2 separate regions of the Homo sapiens genome follow, and region 1 is linked to region 2. The links are chromatin loops, found by intact Hi-C in ENCODE. Cell type or tissue: heart right ventricle. All regions are shown on one strand.

The links. Hi-C counts contacts between places; a loop is a spot of excess contacts. Peaks named below come from ENCODE experiments on the same cell type or tissue, not always from the same donor. Only the 100,000 strongest peaks of a DNase experiment are listed, where the experiment ranks them.
Region 1: it touches region 2 in a loop (4-fold over the local background); 1 of 110 quality-filtered maps calls a loop at or near these places.

Annotation. Positions count from the first base shown.
Region 1 is chr3:109,190,974-109,198,973 of GRCh38, reverse strand. No RefSeq gene overlaps it. Among named protein-coding and RNA genes, the nearest start is that of LINC00488, 17 kb to the right of the region's middle. In heart right ventricle, no CTCF peak of the experiment used is centred here; no DNase peak of the experiment used is centred here.
Region 2 is chr3:109,253,372-109,261,371 of GRCh38, reverse strand. No RefSeq gene overlaps it. Among named protein-coding and RNA genes, the nearest start is that of DPPA2, 59 kb to the left of the region's middle. In heart right ventricle, no CTCF peak of the experiment used is centred here; a DNase peak (open chromatin) is centred at 4,823; H3K27ac peaks cover 576 bases.

The sequences.
Region 1 (8,000 bases), 62 kb after region 2:
GATGGCCATGTGGCCTCTCCAACTTTTCAGGGATTGCTGCTTGAAAGCCTGAAACCAGGCAGTGAAAGGCAGTTGGGGAAACTTAACTTGGCCTTCACGAACCCTGCTATGCCTTTGTTACCCGTATGGATGTCAAAATTGAGGTCTGGGAGCTGTTATGTCCAGTCAAAGAAGGGAAACAAGCCAGTGGTATTCACCAGCCATTGTCTGTTGGATTGCAACCTCATATACTACTCACACCTTGGTAATTTCACCTAAGACAAACCATTACTGACAAATTTCAGGGACACGTAAATGAGGTGGATTTGAGGTATGAATGAATAGCAATATACTTAAATTCATGCTCATCCAGACCTAACCAGACACCATGGTGAGTGGTTGACCTAGCTGACATATTTAGTGTTTATTATAAATCAGGCCTCAGCATCAACATATGTGGCTGCACATCCCTAAAGATTCTTTATATATGATGGTAAGAGCATTGCTCAAAAGGAGTCAAAGCAATTTATGATTCGTAAGTCCTCTTGAAGGACTTATGGCCAAAATTTTGGTGTTCCTTGTAATACAAATGGTATATTTTCCTGGTTTTCATTTACTTGCTCTTTAAAAATATGTTTATTATTACAGATATAGTATGTGTGTGATGTAGAAAACTAATATAGGCAGGAGAAAAATAAAACTTTACATTCCCTCCACCTGGATATCCTCTTTGTAATACCTTAGTGCCTTTTCTTTTAGAGCTTTCTCTATGCACGTAATATGTACATATATAGACTCATACATATGTGTAATATATATATACAAAATACTGTTATACTGTTAGTACCTGCTTTATATATATGTGTAGAAATAATTTCAAACTTACAGAAAAGTTGCAAAAATAAAAATAGTACAAATAACACTCATATACCTTTTTCCCAGATTCATCAATTATTAACATTTAACTCCATTTGCTTTATCATTTGTGATATCTGTCTAGATTTTTTTCCCTGGAAACCATTCAAGGGTAAACTTTATATATCATGGCACTTTGCCCTTCTTTTTTAATGTTTTAATTTTTTATTAAAAAAAATTTTTGTAGAGACTGGGTCTCACTATACTGTCCAGGCTGGTCTTGAACTCCTGGCTTCAAGCAATCCTCCTGTCTCAGCCTCCAAAAGTGTTCGGATTACAGGCATGAGCCACTGCATTCAGCCCCTTAAATACTTCCACTGCATGGCTAGGTTTTCTTCTAGGGTTTTTATCCATTGTGGAAGACAGTGTGGCAATTCCTCAAGGATCTAGAACCAGAAATATCATTTGACCCAGCAATCTCATTACTGGGTATATACCCAAAGGATTATAAATCATTCTGTTATAAAGACACATGCACACATATGTTTATTGCAGCACTATTTACAGTAGCAAAGACTTGGAACCAACCCAAATGCCCATCAATGATAGACTGGATTAAGAAAATGTGGTACATGTAAACCATGGAATACTATACAGCCATAAAAAAGATGAGTTCATGTCCTTTGCAGGGACATGGATGAAGCTGGAAACCATCATTCTCAGCAAACTAACAGAGGAACAGAAAACCAAACACTGCATGTTCTCACTCATAAGTGGGAGTTGAACAATGAGAACACATGGACACAGGGAGAGGAACAACACACACCAGGGCCTGTCAGGGGGTGGGGGCTAGGGGAGGGAGAGCATTAGGACAAATACCTAATGTAGATGATGGTTGACGGGTGCAGCACACCACCATGGCACGTGTAAACTTATGTAACAAACCTGCACGTTCTGCACTGTATCCCAGAACTTAAAGTATATATATATTTTATGTATATATAATATATATTATATATATATACATACATATATAAAACTTCCACTGTGTTCAGCTCCTTAAATACTTCTGAGGGTACTTTCTAAGACTTCCTGTTTTTAAGAGGCCTAGATAGTAGGTAACTTGGATTACTGGAGGAAGGAAAATACTTTAGATTTCATCTAGAATTGAGATAAGACGCTAGATGATATTAAGTTCAAAAGTAAGCCTTGCATTCATTGCATCCAGCAAAAAGCCTGCCTCTGCTGACTGCTTCCTTGGTCTACTCAAAGCAGGGTAGTCCATGGAAACTGTTGTGCATGGATTTTTCTGACCTTGGATGCTGGTACTTATAATCTGATCTAGTTACCTGGGTTTTGTTTTTTGTTTAACCTGCTATTTTATCCGAGAAAAGATGTTATAAACATGAGTATTTAAAGTCCAGGGGGTTCCAACTTCCCTTCTTAAAAACTAAATTATTTTCCAGCCTCTAGACAAGGTGTGATCTAGAAAGCTTGCTTGAAAATAAAGAGGAAAGGCAGATTTACTTTGGGCGGTGAAAGAAGGAAAAAAGAGGAGAAAGGAAGGAAGAAAGAGGAGTAAGAAAGGGAGGAAGGTCATGAGATACAAAGCATATACAGTACATATAATTTCTAATTTTTCTGGAATCAACAGCGTGCTTTATACTCTAATTTCAAATGGTGTGACTTCCCAAAAAGTCAGTTTCACAAAAGTAAATTAATAATTCTTGAGCCAAATGGAAATGGCTTTGATTACTGTGCTCCTTCTCATTTCTGATAGTGCCAATAATCAGAAGCTACAGAATAAAAGAAGGCTTAGATTCTCCAGCTATAGACAATAAGGCTGAGGACAATGCCACACATCAATTAAGATCTCATGGTAAATCAGTAATAAAACTAGGAATTAAACTTTCATGTTCTAACTTCCAGTGTTAGAGTCACTAATTTACACTGTTCTGCTTCTACTGAGCACTGATTATTTTAAATATAGAGAAGTTCTACTCTTTTACAATGCTAAGCACACTACTTATTGTGTTGTATTCATGGTATCACTGGTGGTAGAAATGAAAAAGCCCAATTAGGTCATCTTGTCCTCTTCCTGGGGACGGGACTATGTCTATTCAACTACAATGACTCAGCTGATGAAAATTTCATTGTGGGCTGAGAACTCATTGCAGAACTCAGCCTGCAGTAGAAATCAGGCTGAATGGGATGATGGGTTTATTAAAAAAAAAAAAATCAAGGCAGAATAAGATGGAGACCAGGAAAGCAGCAGAGGGGTAGATGACTTGCAGCATCACAGAGCTGTGAGTGACTGTTAGAGCTCATCATTCACCATGGACAAACCTAATGAATTTAGTCTAAGCACAGCTGGAAAATATTGCATATCTTCCTTAGAAAGGCTTTTTAACAGCTGAGTTCCTGACCTTCCCTGAAGTCAGTTTTCTTTAGTTTTATTCTCATAGCTAAATTTAAAATCAGTACAGAAATAAAAAAGTCTGGTAGAGAATGGGTTTTTCTTTAAAACATGGGACATTTTAGCTCCCTGATATCTCAGCAGCTTTCCATGACTTCATCTTCTGCTTTGTAACTTGGCAAATCATTAGAAATGACTTTATTATTGTCCCATCCAATCTGATGGAGATCCCTTAGGCTTCACATCTCAGCTTCTTATTTTGTTACCTCTTTAACTCTCTCAACTCCCCTGTCCACTCCCTTCTCTCATTGGCCTGCTTCCTGTTTTTCAAACGGCCTGCGGAATTTCCTGCCCCAGTGCCTTTGTACCGGCTTGGATTGCTCTTCCTCAAATATAGGCCTCACATCCTTAGGCCACTTCTTTCAGGTCCTTACTCATCTTCTTGGTGACGCCTTTCTGGAAACCTTATTTAAAGTTTTAATCTTCCTCTTTAATACGCACAATCAGAAGCACTCATTCTATTTTACAGAAAAAGGTGTTGCCCCATAAAAAAGATAATTAAAAAATAATCTAATATATACAATCCCTTTTTCTTGTGCTATTTTTCTCTCCTTAGTACTTACCACATTCCAACCCAGAATTTACATTTAAATTATTACCCGTTTCTGCTCCTCTGTGCTAGACTATCATAAGCTCCATGAGGGTAGAAATATTTATCTTTCTACTTTCTGTTCCATTTTTTGTGATCCATAAGACTGGCTGACATTCAATAAATATTAAATAAAGGAATGTATGGATAAAGTTAGCTTTTGAGGAGAGGAGTATATCAGGGCTCCCATAGCCTGAAGGACTTTTTTAACATCAACTCAATGAATTCCCATACCTCACCTTCACCACTCTGTTATTATACCTAAGATGAGAAAACCCTTGCAGAGCAATTCAGTTTGAAATCTCAAGCTTTAACAACAACAACAAAAATGCTACCTAAAAGAACAAATTCTTATTGAGGATGCTAGGACCTTGATTTGGGGGCATGGGTATGGTAAAAGAGGCAGTTCAACTCCCAAAATTTGTGCAAAAGAAAAAGTAATCTATACAATCTGAGATTTTATAACTAGAAACCTTTCTAGATATTTATTTTGGATTCTAATAATTGGCACAGTGATGTAAGTATGAGGATAATCTATTAATTTTCCCGACATCTATTTACATAGTGTAATTTTCACCCAGCCACATTGACTGAGTTAATTCATATTCTTTCCTAGGAGCTTCAGGCTCTGGAAAATAGACCGAATGTATCTGTCGGCCTCTTTTCCATTCAAGTTGTATGAATCTATTGCCTATTTACTAAAATAAAAAGGAAATGTATAGACTTTTAACAAAAGGATCAACTATAAATTTGTTGAATAGTTCCTCAGATGTTTTATGTGAGAGCTTGCGTCCTGGTATGTGGAGTTGAATCAACAGCTTCTGTTCCTTGAGATGTCACCACACAGAACCATGGGAATTTAACTGTTTTGTGAAATGGATATATATATATATATATATATATATATATATATATATATATAATAAATATATAATATAATATACTATATACTATATATGGATATATAATATATGTATTATAATTTGTACACTTATATATTTATAAATTTATACTTATAAATTATAATTTATATATTGTATATATTTATAAAATATATAATATAATACATATATTATACAATATATTATATAATATATGTTTTATATTTTATAAATATACATTTATATAATATATATATTTTTTACTTTTTTATTATTATACTTTAAGTTTTAGGGTACATGTGCACAACGTGCAGGTTAGTTACATATGTATACATGTGCCATGTTGGTGTGCTGCACCCAGTAACTCGTCATTTAACATTAGGTATATCTCCTAATGCTATCCCTCCCCCCTCCCCCCACCCCGCAACAGGCCCCAGTTATAATATATATTATATATGTTTTATATTTTATAAATACATATATTTATAAAAGAGGTAGGGACTTCTGAGTTCAACTTTTCCTATTTATCACTACTACAAGTGAGACTCATGGGGGTTAAGTGACTTGTGTAAGGTCACAAGATAAATAGTTAATTGTAGGACTTCACTAGAACCTGCCTCCTGACCCATTTCTCCAACCGTGTCTTTGTTTTAGCTAATGCTATGACCATCTGCCCAAGCGGGAATCATGAACTCCATCCTCCTTATCCACTGGGAGGTCAGTTCTGCCCTAGAACTGTTACCGAATAGAGTTGCCCAGGTTCTCGGCCTGTTGAACAAATAATTGAACAAAATGCACAAAGTAACAAAAGAATGAAGCAACCAAAGCCAACGCAACAGAATAAGGGAGTAATGAAAGCACAGATGTATTGAAGACAACTCACTGAGTGGGACTGGGCTCCAGCAAGCTGCACAAGAGCCTCTCCAGTTAGGATTTTTATAAAGCCAAAAGAACTTGGCAACACCCCTAGGTGCCCTTTAGAGGCCTCCAATTGGTTACATCCTATGAAGGATTGGCCTGCAACCAATCAGAGGCTGAAGTAGAAATATCTGTCTTGTCACAGGATTGAAGATATGGCCTGTACGCAGCCCAGTCTTGCCTAGAACTGGCTGCACCTGCTGTTCCTTTGCTTATGCCCCAACCCTTGGCTACCCTAATTCCCTATTCTCCTGCCTCAGAACTATCTTCTGATCTGTCCATGTCTTTTACTCCTTTGTCATTTTTTGGTTGGACTCTAGCAACAATCTACTGAATGATTTCCTTGCTCCATGTTTCTCTTATTTCTAACCCACTCTCCTTCTATACAGTTTCCAAAGAAACAATTATGATCACATCCCTTTTGTTTGTAAAGACATCCAAATCCTTCAATATGGATCCAAAACCCTAATTAATCTCCTTTCAGAATACCTATTCATCTTTATTTTTACCATACTCCTTGTCCAACCCCAACCTAATATTATGAGCTTTATGTCATTCTTCAAACATGTCATGCTGTTTAAGTCTCTATGTCATTAGATTTCTTTCTTTCTTTTTTATTTTTTCTTTTGTGAGATGGAGTCTCACTCTGTCACCCAGGCTGGAGTGCAGTGGTGTGACCTCAACCCACTGCAATCTCCGCCTCCCAGGTTCAAGCAATTCTCCTGCCTCAGCCTCCCAAGTTGCTGGGACTACAGGTGTCTGCCACCACACCCGGCTAATTTTTGTATTATTAGTAGAGACGGGTTTCAACATGTTGGCCATGCTGGTCTCAAACTCCTGACCTCAGGTGATCCGCCTGCCTTGGCCTCCCAAAGTGCTGGGATTACAGAAGTGAGCCACCGTGCCCAACCAAGCCACTGCGCCCGGCATCTATGTCATTAGATTTCGATTTTCTTTTGTTGTTGTTGTTGTTGTTGGTTTGTTTTTGTTTGTTTGTTTGTTTTGAGACGGAGTTTCGCTCTTGTAGCCCAGGCTGGAGTGCAATGGCATGATCTCGGCTAACTGCAACCTCCGCCTCCCAGGTTCAAGCGATTCTCCTGCCTCAGCCTCCTGAGTAGCTGGAATTACAGGCATGGGCCACCAAGCCCGGCTAATTTTGTATTTTTAGTAGAGACGGGGTTTCTGCATGTTGGTCAGCTGGTCTCGAACTCCCGACATCAGGTGATCCGCTAGCCTTGGCCTCCCAAAGTGCTGGGATTACAGGCGTGAACCACTGTGACCGGCCTCGATTTGTATATATATATATAATGAAAAAACTTACCTGTGTCTCATACAAGATACAAATTTAAATTTCTCTTACATAAAAAAAGCCAAGAATGAGGCAGTCCAAGGATGGTGTGGCAGCCCCACAGGTATCAAGGCCCCAGACTCCTATTTCTCTGTTTTACCACCCCCAGCACATGACTTAAGTACACCCCATAATTTAAGTACACCTCATAATTCAAGGTGGTTTCTAGGACTTCAGCCATCACATTTGAGTTCCAGGCTGAAAGCAAAAACAAGAAAAATATTCATTCCTTCCCCTTTAAGAAGACTTCTTGGAAGTCTCACATATTTACTCACATCTCACTGGCCAGAAATTAGTCACATTATTATTAGTCAGAATGTAGATTTTTAACAGGGTATGCTGTCCCCCTTCCCCCAAAATAGGGTTTTTGATAGAAAGAAGTCTTACTCACAGTTTTAGGGGCCAGCTCAAATGCTTTCATGCTTTTCTAACTTTTCCATGCAGAGGAGGTTCCCCTCATGCTTACCAAACATTTAGTTTTCATTATCGATTGATGGATGGATGGATGGATAGATAGGTAGATAGATGATAGATAATCAATAATCAACAGATAAATTCAGGTACAAACACACACACATGCACACACACACATACACACACACATATATATATAAACACTTACGTTTTCCTTATCAAAGGAGCTCCTTATAAATAGAGATCATGGCTTACTCAACTTTTTATCTTGGCACTGAGCATGGAGTAGGCCTTCATAAATGTTTGTTGAATAAATGCATTGATGCTTACATAAATAAACCAGCCGGGCGCAGTGGCTCACACCTGTAAACCCAGCACTTTGGGAGGCTGAGGCGGGTGGATCACGAGGTCAGGAGTTCAAGGTCAGCCTGGCCAAGATCGTGAAACCCCGTCTCTACTAAAACTACAAAAATTAGCTAGGGGTGGTGGCGGGTGCCTGTAATCCCAGCTACTCCGGAGGCTGAGGCAGGAGAATAGCTT
Region 2 (8,000 bases):
TCACCACATTGGCAAGGATGGTCTCAATCTTGAACTCCCGGCCTCAGGTGATCCACCCACCCTGGCATCCCAAAGTGCTGGGATTACAGGCGTGAGCCACCGTGCCTGGCTCATTCTCACATTTTAAAACATTAAATCTTCTATTGTTAGTTACTATTTGTTAATTGACATTTTTCATTGTATTATGAAAAAATAAAGTGATTTGGCAGGAGACAGAATTTCAGTAAACAGGGTTGGAAGCCTGAGAGAGCATCCTGAAATAAACTTATAAGGCAGGTAAAGTGGACAGATATGACAAGTAGTTTTTTCAAAGAGTTAGCAAAAGACCACACAACTGCCTGGTTTTGCTATTTTGCTGTTTTCTTGAGCTACAGTTGAAGGCAATAAACTCAAAAGTAATTTTATTTCATATACAAAATTTATAGAGACTTCAGACTTTATATTTTTCACAGAAAATTATATTTGGCTTAATCCTTTAAAACTCCAACATGGAAAAATTTGAACATTATAACATCAGAATTGGTGCCACACATGAGCATTCCATTTGTGTGTGTGTGTGATAGGTCAAACAAAAGTGAAAATGTGCCCCTACCTCCACCTAAGGGGACAGGTTTTAGGCAAAATGTTATTTATTTGCAGCCACCCGTTCTCCTCCCTTCTCAGCCTCAAATGACAATGATGACAATTAAGAAGAGAGAGTTGATTGATGATGACAACAATAGCCACACAACAGCTAATATTTATTGAGTCTTTAATGTGTATCAGGCATTGTTCTACGTGCTTTACTAGTGAGGCTGGAGTGCAGTGGTGCAATCTCGGCTCACTGCAATCTCTGTCTCCTGGACTCAAGCGCTCCCCCAACCTCGGCCCCAAAAGTAGCTGGGACTACAGGCATGAGTCTCTACGCCTGGCTAATTTTTGTATTTTTTTTTGTAGAGACAGCGTTTCACCATGTTGCCCAGGCTGGTCTCAAACTCCTGAGCTTAAGTGATCCACTTTGCCTCCATCTCCCAAAGTGCTAGGATTACAGATATGAGCCACCATGCCCGGCCTACTAGTGTGTCATTTAAGTCTTAAAACAGTTTATGGTTAAGTGTTACTATTAAGCCTATTTTAATGAAACTGTAGCAAACTTAGTTATGTCACCTGCCCAAGCTCAGATCATTTTTAAGTAGGGCCAGAACTTTATCCCAGGGATAAATAATATTTCAGTGGACTGAGAAGTTGAATTAGGAAAAAATGAACCTAATTTTGATTTTGAGAAATCTATTGAATGTTCCACTCATAATTAATTTACAACAATGAACAAAATAAGGGAAAAAATCATCACCTAGAAGACAGATATATAGGGTTGAACAGAGAGTGACAAAGAGCGAGAGCTAGAAGATTCTTTGGGGGCCCCTCTTTCTTACATCTCAGCCTCTCCGATTCTATCAGATGAGTCCTAGCAGCATTTTCCATGCTGCACTTTTTTGTGTGTGTGATTTAACCACACATTCTTCATCAAATACGACGTCACTTCTCTGCTCCCTTTGCCAGACAATTCTCCAGAGAGCTACCTATGTTTTCTATCTCTGCTTCCCTGATTTCTTCTTTCAGCTTGCTTCAGTGAAGTTTCCTGCCCAATACGCCAAAGAAATTGCTTTTACCAAAGTCATCAATGATGTCTGTGTTGTTACCTTAAGTGCATACTTCTGGTTTTTATCTTACTATACCTCTCAATATCATCTAACAAAGTCGATTATCTTTTTCTTCACAAAACACTCCCTTTTTTGTAACATCACACTTGTCTGATTGGCCCTTTGTCATTGGCCCCTTTCTCAGTCTCTTTTACTGGCTTCTCTTGCATGAACAAACTCAAATCTAGTGTGATTTCTTCAACTTTGTCCCTAGCCAGTGCCTGGCCTTTGAGAGTATTCAATAAATATTTGCTGGATGTATGAATGAATGAATGGGTAGATGAATAAGTAAATTTGTGAATGAATGAAATTATATAGAAGCACATAGGCGATAAAGCTTAACTTTGCCAACAGCAATCAGAAAAGTTTTCCTTGAGAAGGTAAGAACTGACCTATCTTGAGACATGAGTCAAGATTTGTCTGGTGGCTAGGCCTAGAGGCTCAGATTTATAACCCCAGCACTTTGGGAGGCCTGAGGGGGAGGAATGTTTGAGACCAGGAGTTCAAGACCTGCTGGGGCAACATAGTGAGATTCCTTCTGTAGAAAAAATTTTAAAAAATTCCCCAGGCATAACCAAGTGCTGTGGCTCACGCCTGTAATCCCAGCACTTTGGGAGGCCGAGGTGGGCAGATTACGAGGTCAGGAGATTGAGACCATCCCGGCTAACATAGTGAAACCCCGTCTCTACTAAAAATACAAAAAATTAGCTGGGCGTGGTGACACACGCCTGTAGTCCCAGCTACTCGGGAGGTTGAGGCAGGAGAATCGCTTGAACCTGGGAGGTGGAGGTTGCAGTGAACCGAGATTGCGCCACTCACTGCACTCTAGCCTGGTGTGACAGAGCGAGACTCTCTCTCAGAAAAAATAAAAATAAAAAAAAAATTACCCAGGCATGGTGGTGCCCATCCATAGTCCTAGCTACTAAGGAGGTTGAGGCAGTAGGATCGCTTGGGCCCAGGAATTGTGAGCCGTGATTATGCCATTGTACCCCAGCCTGGGTGACAGAGTCAGACCCTGTCTCTAAAAAAAAAAAAAAAAAAAGATTTGTTTGGTGAACAAATAAGGCATTCCAGAAATGAATATTCTTAGAAAATTAACTTACAGCTTACCATTTCTTAGGAAGCTATGGGAGAATGTACTATTCCAGAAGGAGAAAACTGAGAGAGAGAAAAATGAACTTCAGGATACCCAACACAAGTGAGAGAAAAGGGAATATCATGGAAGAATGATAGAGGGATGCTGTGATGATGGCTAGGCAGCAGGCCTAGAGTTGAGTAGTCCAGTTTTGATGGGAAGGTCAGAGCACCACAAAGAAATGAAATTAGTATAATGCACTTCTACCAGTGACATTAAGTCTGCTAGATACCCAGAAACCCAGGTAATGTAGGTACATATTAAGTAAACTAAAAAGTTATACAAAAAGAAAAAAAGCATCATGGCTTAGGTTCGAAAGTATTTAACATAGTCATTATGATGCAATACTGAATATTTTATTAAAATTAAGTTTTATCTTTATAAGAAGGATGAAAGAAAGAGAAAAATCTGTACTTTGGGGAGGGATAAGCATGAAAGGAAGCTAAGTTCTCATGTTCTGCAGAGGAAATTTAATAAATGACTAAAATTAAAAATTATCAATTAGCATTATAAATATATTAATTGCAGATAAGGAGTTAAATGCTAAAATTAAAAGCCAGAATAGTTGGAAATGGTTGCCCCTATGGAAGAGAAAGAAAAGGGGAGGGATCAATTGATTACTGCTTTTCAGAATAAACCATGTAGAAATATTTTGCATTAAAATATATGTTAAAAAGAATAAAATTAGGCAGAAGAGAGATAAAACAACATGATTAAACAATTCAGTTTTCAACATTCATTTCTGAGTGTGGTGCCAAAACTCTTGTTTCAATGTGGGAGAGTTTTAAAAAGGATTGGTGAAGAAGTTGAGGGCTTTGTATTTAATTCAACTTCATAAAAATAATCCTCTGTCAATTGATGTAATCTCAGAATTGCTTCTTAGAAGGTGAGGATGGGACCACAGGCAGACCTAACTGGCTGCCTATTATCTTTTAAGGAAATTACTTTCTAAGCTCCTATGCTCCTGAACAAGAAACAGCACACAAACCAGCACTAGAGGAAAGGACAAAATTCCATGAACACTATGTTTTCTCCAGTCCAGAGCATGGGTCGCTATGCAACCGTTGATATTTCCTGACCACAACTAGACTTCTGGTATAATTCAGGAAGCTGGGTCATTATCCTAACCTTCAGAATGAGTAATAAAACATCTAATTTTCTAAATGTGACATTGTTAGTCTTGGGTAAAGCTGGTTTCTCTGGCTTCTTGGTCTATTTTTAGTACTTTTTCTAAATTCAGAAAATGTGAAACTCTTTAAGACAAAAACTTTTGTCTGTGACACTGTAAATTATTTTATTAACAGATTCTGGGCAAATCCTAAGATAATTCTAAAAATAACACTGAAAAATGTTACAAATAATTTTTGTACATATTTTACTTCACAGATGTAGATTCTTGCCCTTGGACTCCATTATTCTTTAAGTATTTTCCATGTTTCTAGACAACATTTATGGTCCTTTGAACTCTTCTAAAGTAGAAATTTGTTTACAGCAAGAATAGAGTAGTATAAAAACAGGTTGTAATGTATTGCTTTCACAAGTGATACACTTATCAGGATGCTGCTCCAGCATCACAAAAGCTTATCAAAATGATTGTAAAATGTAATTTTAAATAATGTTTTGAACAACATTGACCATATGTAATGGTTAATATTGAGTGTCAACCTGATTGGAGTGAGGATGCAAAGTATTGTTCCTGGGTGTGTGTGTGAGGGTGTTGCCAAAGGAGATTATCATTTTAGTCAGTGGACTAGGAGAGGCAGACCCACCCTCATTCTGGGTGGGCAGCATCTAGTCAGCTGCCAGTGCAGCTAGGATAAACGTAGGCAGAGGAACATGGAAGGACTAGACTGGCTGAGTCTTCTGGCCTCCATCTTTCTCCTGTGCTGGATGCTTCCTGTCTTTGAAATTAGACTCCAAGTTCTTCAGCTTTTGGAATCTTGGACCTACACCAGTGGTTTATCAGGGGCTCTTGGGCCTTCGGCCACAGACTGAAGGCTGCACTGTCGGCTTCCCTACTTTTGAGGTTTTGGGACTTGGACTGGCTTCCTTGCTCCTCAACTTGCAGACAGCCTATTGTGGGACTTCACCTTGTGGATGTGTGAGTCAGTACTCCCTTTTTTTTGAGACGGAGTCTCCCTCTATTGCCCAGGCTGGAGTGCGGTGGCACAATCTCAGCTCACTGCAACCTCCGCTTCCTGGGTTCAAGCAATTCTCCTGCCTCAGCCTCCTGAATAGCTGGGACTACAGGCATGCACCACCACGCCCGGCTAGTTTTTTTGGTATTTTTAGTAGAGATGGGGTTTCACCATGTTGGCCAGGCTGGTCAGTACTCCTTAATAAACTCCTTTCATGTACACATCTATCCCATTAGTCCTCTCCCTCTAGAGAACCTGATTAATACACCACACCATTTAACAATTGCTCCCTGATTCTGTTTTAAAATATGAGCTGTGGATTTTGTTTTCTTTCTTTCTTTTCTTTTGGCTGGGGTTGGGGAGAGATTTTGGATGAGCTGTAGATTTTCTTATAAGATACTACTCAATGTATATTTTTCAGTATAATGAGGTATTTGTTGTACTAGTTCCCTAAAGCAGAGCCTGCAGATAAAAAGCTGTATCTGTAGCTGTCTGAGCAGCATGTGACTTAGTACCCAGTTTCAAAATGCCTGGGTTCAAATCCCATCTCTAATACTTGTAAACTCTGTGACCTCAGGTAAATTTCTTAACCTCTCTGTGACTCAGTTTTATCATTGTAAAATGGAGGGATTAAAAGTACTAATGTCATTATGCTGTTATGAGGATAAAAATTGGAACCGCAGCTGGCACATTGTAAGAATCATATGAATTTTAGCTTTATAAATGTAGTCATTATTATTGGAAAGTGGGGTTGATTTGTAGACATCGTTGACTCTCTTAGTCTCAGCTGTTGGGGGGAAGCAAAAGCTACCTCCCATGCTTCAACTTGCAAACATGCTGTAAGCTGCCAGTTTCTGCCTCAGTGTATGCTCAGTCTTCTTTAGAATGTAGTTTCCTATGCAGCCCTCTGAAGGGAAAGCTGAGAAAATGTACACGGGAAAAGGGAAGTAGTAATCACTTTGACAAATTAATTAAAGTCAAATGTTAAAGAAAACCAAACACGTCGAGGCACGGTGGCTTACACCTGTAATCCTAGCACTTTGGGAGGCCAAGGCGGGTGGATCACCTGAGGTCAGGATTTGAGACCAGCCTGGCCAACATGGCAAAACCCCATCTCTACTAAAATTACAAAAATTAACTGGGCATGGTGGCAGGTGTCTGTAATCCCAGCTACTCAAGAGGCTGAGGCAGGAGAATCACTTGAACCTGGGGGGCGGAGAGTGTAGTGAGCCAAGATTGCGTTATTGCCCTCCAGACTGGGCAATAGAGCGAGACTCCCTCTCAAAAAAAAAAAAAAAAAAAAACGGAAACCAAGTACTTGATTCTTGCCTTCAAATTTGGAGACAAAAGATTTAGACACCCATATCATTCAGCTGCAAACATCAGAACACACAGCTAACGGTGGTTTAAGCAATAACGATCTTTGTTATCTTGTTTAATCAGCAGTCAGGAGGCAGGTAGTTCCCGGTTATGGGCAAAGGCTGAATGAACTCAACAACAAGATACAGGATGTTCTCTCTTTTGGCTTTGGCAAGTTTAATTATTCTGCAACACAGCTCCTGTAGCTTTAAGCATCATATCCCCAACCTTGGCATTCCAAGGAGGAATAAGGGGACAAGTTGGAGGAAAAAGGAGTTTCTTTCTTACTTGGGAGGAAAAGTTTTCCTAGAAAACTTCCGGTAAATTCTGTTTTAAATTTAATTGCAAGAAAAGGGTCCCATGGCCATGGCTAGCTTCACTGAAAATTGGGAAAGTAAATGGAAAAATGCAGTGGAATTGACATGATTGGCTTATTAGCAGTAAGGATTGATTAGGTGTGTCTGAAATCATCATCATCCCTAATAAAACTGGTGTTCTGCAGGTAAGGAGGGCAACAGCTGTCATGTGGGCAAATGACCTTTCTGTCACAGAGCCTGGAACAATTAGGGAACTATACACAGAAATTACACTGAAGTAGATATTCAATTGATAAAATGGGGAATAATCTTTAGGCAGCTGTATTAGTCTATTCTTGCATTGCTGTAAAGAACTACCTGAGGCTGGGTAATTTATAAAGAAAAGGGTTTAATTGGCTCACAGTTCTGCAGGCTGTATAGGAGGCATGGCTGGGGAGGCCTCTGGAAACTTACAATCACGGCAAAAGGCGAAAAGGAAGGAGGCACGTCTTACATGGCCAGAGCAGGAGGAAGCAAGAGAAGCGGGAGTTGCTACACACTTTTAAACGACCAGATCTCATGGGAACTCACTCAGTATCATGAGAACAGCAAGGGCGAAATCCGTCCCATGATCCAGTCACCTCCCATCAGGCCCCTGCTCCAACACTGGAGATTACAATTCGGCAGGAGATTTGGGTGGGGACCCAAATCCAAACCGTATCAGCAGCATAGGAAACACAAAGGCAAACAGAATATTGTGGAATCACATGGAAGACAACATGGAGCAAATAAGACTTTCATTTTGTCTTAAATAATTAAACTAGGCTACTGCTAGAGGATCCGGTCAAGCCTCAAATGTCCCTGTGCCTTCTGAACATTTGGATATGGTATTCTGTATTCTCAGTGAATGCTGCATCTTTCCACGCAGTAGAGTAAACCAGAATTCTGTGGTTATCCTTGACTGCTCCTTCATCTCCCACATCCAGTCAGTACCTACCTTCTCTCTCTCTCTCTTTTTGTTATTTTTTTAGAAGGGGTCCTGCAATGTCACCCAGGCTGAGTGTAGTCATGCAATCGCAGCCTACTGCAGCCTCAACTTTCGGGTCTCAGGACATCCTTTCACCTCAATGTCCTGAGTAGCTGGGATCACAGGCACATGGCACCATACCCAGCTAATTTAAAAAATCTTCTGTAGAGGTGGGGGTCTCACTATGTTGCCCAGGTTGGTCTCGAACTCCTAGGCTCAAGCAGTTCTCCCACCTTGGCCTCCCAAAATGCTGGGATTATAGGCATGAGCCATTGCACCTAGCTGAGTACCTACCTTAAAAAAAGAGGCTTATGGCCGGATGCGGTGGCTCACACCTGTAATCCCAGCACTCTGGAAGGCCGAAGT